Linked DNA regions of Homo sapiens: region 2 is linked to region 1. A link is a loop called in an ENCODE intact Hi-C map of the cell type or tissue named here. Cell type or tissue: CD4-positive, alpha-beta T cell. All regions are shown on one strand. Each heading gives the region's core, and the rest is flanking DNA. Links, peaks and the distances in the headings are about the cores only.

What was found. A loop is a pair of places that touch in the nucleus more often than their neighbours do. Peaks named below come from ENCODE experiments on the same cell type or tissue, not always from the same donor. Only the 100,000 strongest peaks of a DNase experiment are listed, where the experiment ranks them.
Region 2: a loop joins it to region 1, with 15 times the contacts of the local background. A loop is called at or near these places in 19 of 110 quality-filtered maps.

The regions. Positions count from the first base shown.
Region 1 is chr5:134,301,392-134,304,200 of GRCh38, reverse strand. CDKL3 (cyclin dependent kinase like 3) reads left to right here. Exons shown (of 13, transcript NM_001113575.2): 12 at 1,514-1,611. Among named protein-coding and RNA genes, the nearest start is that of CDKL3, 64 kb to the left of the region's middle. In CD4-positive, alpha-beta T cell, for the core only: a CTCF peak has its summit at 1,181 (motif pointing left); a DNase peak (open chromatin) is centred at 1,160.
Region 2 is chr5:134,379,718-134,382,526 of GRCh38, reverse strand. UBE2B (ubiquitin conjugating enzyme E2 B) reads right to left here. Exons shown (of 6, transcript NM_003337.4): 4 at 1,719-1,808. Among named protein-coding and RNA genes, the nearest start is that of UBE2B, 9.6 kb to the right of the region's middle. In CD4-positive, alpha-beta T cell, for the core only: no CTCF peak of the experiment used is centred there; a DNase peak (open chromatin) is centred at 1,206.

The sequences.
Region 1 (2,809 bases), core at 83-2,582:
TCCCAGCATTTTGGGAGGCCAATGCAGGAGGATTGCTTGGGCCCAGGAGTTTGAGACAAGCCTGGGCAACATAGCAAAACCCTGTCTCTACAAAAAATAAAATAGCTTGGTGTGGTGGTGTGTGCCTGTAGTCCCAGCTACTCCAGAGGCTGAGGTAGGAGGATTGCTTGACCCAGGAAGTTGAGACTGCAGTGAGCCATGATCACGCCACTGTACTGCACTCCAGGATGACATAATGAGACCCTGTCTCTAAAAAAAAAAAATTTTTTTTTAATTAAAAAGAAAAATAAAGAGAGGTTAAGACAGCTTTAAAAGGTAAATTATTAAAATTTATTTATTTATTTATTTATTTAAGACAGAGTCTCACTCTGCTGCCCAGGCTGGAGTGCAGTGTTGCAATCTCAGCTCAGTGCAACCACCACCTCCCAGGTTCAAGTGATTCTCGTGCCTAGCCTCCTGAGTAGCTGGGACTACAGGTGCCCACCAACACGCCTGGCTAATTTTTGTATTTTTAGTAGAGACGGGGGGGGGGTTCCACCATTTTGGACAGGCTGATTTCGAACTCCTGACCTCAGGTGATCCACCTGTCTCAACCTCCCAAAGTGCTGGGATTACAGGCGTGAGCCATTGCAGCTGGCTGCAAAGGATAAATTTTTTATTAGCTCAATGTTGTTGAAATGTTAGAATAGTATTTGAGAAATTTGTTTAGTATATGACCTGGGGTAAATTGCCTTTCTATGTTTCTTCATGATCATTTACCCATATAGTAGCAGAAATTTTATATGTATTTTGAGCATCCAAGGATTAAATATATAAGATTTATAGGCTGGGCACAGTGGCTCACACCTGTAATCCCAGCACTTTGGGAAGCCAAGGTGGGCGGATCACCTGAGGTCAGGAATTTGAGACCACCCTGGCCAATATGGCAAAACCCCATCTCTATTAGCCAGGCATGGTGGCTCATGCCTGTAATCCCGGCTACTTGGGAGGCTGAGGCAGGAAAATCACTTGAAACCGGGAGGCGGAGGTTGCAGTGAGCCGAGATCGCGCCACTGCACTCCAGCCTGGGTGACAGAGTGAGACTCCATCTCAAAAAAAAAAAAAATTTATGAACTTAAGATTTATATCAGAATGAAACGCACTTTTGTCTTGAATAAATGTTATGTTTCTTTGAAGAACAGTGACACCTTGTGAAAAATTAATATAATAGCAAGAATATCATCCTTGTACAGTTCAAGAGGAATTATCTGATCCACTTAACAGTTACACTGAGAATAATAAAATAAAATAAAATAAAATAAATGTCTTATTTTAATACTTAGTAGACTATTTGTAAAGTTATAAAACAAATAATTTACCATATTTTACCATTACAACTCATAATTTATTTTGTTCCTTTGTAATAAACTGAGAAACTGACTTAGTGGATTTCTATTTGAAATTCTTGGAAAGGAAAGTAAAATTTCAAAGTAGGAATAACAAATTTTCATTGTTTTGTATATTTTTGCAAAAGTTAAACAGATAAAAATGCTGAAGAGGGAGTCAAAGAAAACAGAGTCATCTAAGATACCAACTTTACTTAACGTGGATCAAAATCAAGAAAAACAAGAGGTAACTCTTTTTGTATATAGCTTTTACTAAGGCATGTTGTTTAGAGGACTTGACTCAGTGTATAAATTTAGTTATTACTATTGGAAAGCTATATAAAAATTCAAAATTTTATAATCTTTGAACTAAAGAAACAGATCTATATTTTCCTAGAATAACCCATTAATAAAAGTTTCTAAAAGTTATTTTTTGGTGGGTAATGTTGAATGATTAGAATGCATGGCACCCAGGGAAAATATTATCTGTATTGTGTGTAGTGTCAGATATCAGGCAGGTAAGTCAGACTAGTGAAAATGAATAATGGTATAAATATATGGTTATATGGCCACAAGCATGTGTGTCTTTGCCTTTAAGCCTCTTCCTTCCTTCGTTTTCTCTCCAGTTTATTCCCTTATCTCTGCTGTCTGCCTGCTGTCCTATTTTCACAAATATTTGCTCTCAGCTAACTATCAGGTAATCTTGTTGAAATATTCCCAGTCCCTACCCACCAGAGAGATTCTCAAATTTTATTTGAAAATCTTGAAGCCTGTAATATCCAAATGAATGCTCTATAAAGACAGTCTTTTAAGAGAGAGAGATTGTGCTGAGCACCCACTGAATTAAATCATATCGATGGCCTCCTATTCTACACTTGTGAGGTCATCTCTGTATGTGATTTATCAACTTCTGTTTTTGTGTTTGTTTGTTTGTTTGTTTGTTTGTTTTTGAGACGGAGTGTCTCTCTGTTGCCCAGGCTGGAGTGCAGTGGCGCGATCTCGGCTCACTGCAACCTCTGCCTCCCGGGTTCAAGCAATTCTCCTGCCTCAGCCTCCCAAGTAGCTGGGACTACAGGCACACGCCACCACACCCAGCTATTTTTTTTAAAAAATATTTTTAGTAGAGACGGGGTTTCACTGTGTTAGCCAGGATGGTCTCGATCTCCTGACCTCGTGATCCACCCGCCTGGGCCTCCCAAAGTGCTGGGATTATAGGTGTGAGCCGCCGCATCTGGCCCAACTTCTGTTTTTTTAAAAAATAAAATTTATTACAGTTTTACTCATGATAAAATTAGTAAATACTTATTAAGAAAATTTGAAGAAATTAAAAATATTTTAAAAAATCTGAAACTCTGTAAGAAGGCATTTTAACAAGGCTACTTGATCTCTATAATATTTGGATAGAGGGTTATCAGACACTATTAGATGTATTCTCACTGTGACAT
Region 2 (2,809 bases), core at 51-2,550, 78 kb before region 1:
GCTGGAATTAATAGGCATGAACCACTGTGTGTGGTCATTGACTCCAACTTTGTATATGCAAAATTGTACTTTTGAGATAGAATCTTGCTCTGTTGCCCAGGCTAGAGTGCAGTGGCACAGTCATGGCTCACTGCAGCCTTGACCTCCTGGGCTCAAGTGATCCTCTCACCTCAGCCTCCATAAGTAGCTGAGACTACAGGTGTGCGCCACCATGCCTTGATATTTTTTTTGTTTTTTATAGGGATGGGACCTCGCTATGTTGCCCAGGCTGGTCTCTGACTCCTGGTCTCAAGCAACCTTCCCACCTTGGCCTCCCAAGGTGCTGGGATTATAGGTATGAACCACCACGCCTGGCCAAAATTGTATTTTTGAAAAGCTTAATTTTAGCCAACAGATTTTTCTTATTTTTCACAATTCCACAAATAAATAGATAATACTTTTATCTATTTCTTTTAGTAGAGACAGGATCTTACTATGTTACCTAGGCTGGCCTCAAGCCACCCTCCTGCCTTAGCCTCTGGAGTAGCTGGGACTACAGGTGTGCACCACTGTGCCTGGCTTACATATTACCTTTGTTTTTTTGGAGACAGAGTCTTGGTTTGTCACCCAGGCTGAAGTGCAGTGTTGTGAGCTCAGCTCACTGCAACCTCCGTCTCCCAGGTTCAAGTGATTCTCCTGTCTCAGCCTCCTGAGTAGCTGAGATTACAGGTGCCCACCATCATGCCTGACTAATTTTTGTATTTTTAGTAGTGATGGGGTTTCACCATGTTGGCCGGGCTGGTCTCAAACTCCTGACCTCAGGTGATCCGCCCACCTTGGCCTCCCAAAGTGCTGAGTTTATAGGTATGAGCCACCATGCCCGACCATGTATTACTTTTAATTCAGGAGTTATTAAAACAACTTGACCTCAAATTTGGAAGCTTTGTAAGAGTCTAGCTACAGAAACATAGCTAAAGGCTGGAAAAAATGGCCCATTCCTGTAATCACAGTGCTTTGGGAGGTCAAAGTGGGAGGACTGCTTGAGGCTAGGAGTTCAAGGACCAGCCTGGGCAACACACAGAGACTTTGTGTCTACAAAAAAGAAAAAGAAAACAAACAAAAAAATTAGCTGGGCATGGTGGTCCACACCTGTCGTCCCAGCTAGTTAGGAGTCTGAGGCAGGAGGATTACTTGAACCCAGGAGTTTGAGGTAACAGTGAACTGTGACTGTACCACTGCACTCCAGCAGGGGTGACAGAGTATAACTTTGTCTCTGAAGAAATAAGAAACAAACCAAAAATCCACAACAAACCCAGCACTTTGGGAGGCCAAGGTGGGCAGATCACAAGGTCAGGAGATCGAGACCATCCTGGCTAACATGGTGAAACCCCGTCTCTACTAAAAATATAAAAAATTAGCCAGGCGTGGTGGTGGACGCCTGTAGTCCCAGCTACTCACAAGGCTGAGGCAGGAGAATGGCGTGAACCCGGGAGGCGGAGCTTGCAGTGAGCCGAGATCGCGCCACTGCACTCCAGCCTGGGCGACAGAGCGAGACTCCGTCTCAAAAAAAAAAAAAAAAAAAAAAAAAAAAATCCACAACAAAATACGTGGCTCACATGGACATGGAAGCAACACCTACAAGTGAGCCCTAACAGTAAAAAGTAAGGTGAAAGAGCTAAAAGGAGGGAAACAACTCTTTTCCCCACTATCATCTGCAAAATCTATAAAATGCTACTTACCATTTGGATGAAACATTTTGGATAAAAACCTAACAGTTGGTGGTTTATTTGGATATTCTTCAGAAAATTCTATTACTAGTTTAAAAGTACCTAGAGAGAAAACAAAATAATTATAGTAAAGACAAGCACGACTTTTTAATCTCTTCATCAGTTCTCAACTGCATACTGGTTTTTGTACAACCACATAAAAGTTAGTATGTCAACGTTGGTTCGGCATACAAAACATCCTAAATATACTCTATTTATGTTAGAATGGTAACACGCAGCATTGGCAAGCGGTTGGGGAACAAGCACATTCATGTTGCTATTGGTGGGAGTGTTAACTGTCATATTTTTGGAAGGCAACTAGGCCCTAGCTACCAAGATTTAAAATGCATATTTGAAGAACTACAAATAGTTTATTATAGCTTAGAATGGGAGTTGGTTAAAGGATTTTGAGAGGGTCTGACTACCACATGGCAAAGGACCCTCCCAGGAGGTGGAGGTTGCAGTGAGCCCAGATCATGCCGCTATGCTCTGGCATGGGTGACAAAGCAAGACTCCGTCTCACACACACAAAAAAACTTTAACTCAGAAAATCTTCATTAAAAATAACTGTAGCCAGGTGGGGTGGCTCACGCCTGTAATTCCAGCACTTTGGGAGGCTAAGGTGGGCGGATCACCTGAGGTCAGGAGTTGAGACTAGCCTGGCCAACGTGGTCAAACTCCACCTCTACTAAAAGTACAAAAATGAGCTGGGTATGGGGGTGCCTGTAATCTCAGCTACTCAGGAGGGTGAGGCAAGAGAATTGCTTGAACCTGGGAGGCGGAGGTTGCTGTGAGCAGAGATCGCGCCATTGCACTCTAGTCTGGGTGACAAGAGCAAGACTCTGTCTCCAAAAAAAAAAGGTAGGTTAAACTGCAAACCCATTACACAGAATATAAATTAAAATTATATTTCTCCCCAAGTTGGTGATAAGTGTAAGCAATGTTTTACATATTTGCAACTGTCTCTTTAATGACTGGCTTAACAGAAGATAGCTGGATTCTCTTATCTGCTTCTGCACTCCATCTATTACAATACCGTTTAGTTTAAGTACATGAAGAAAATC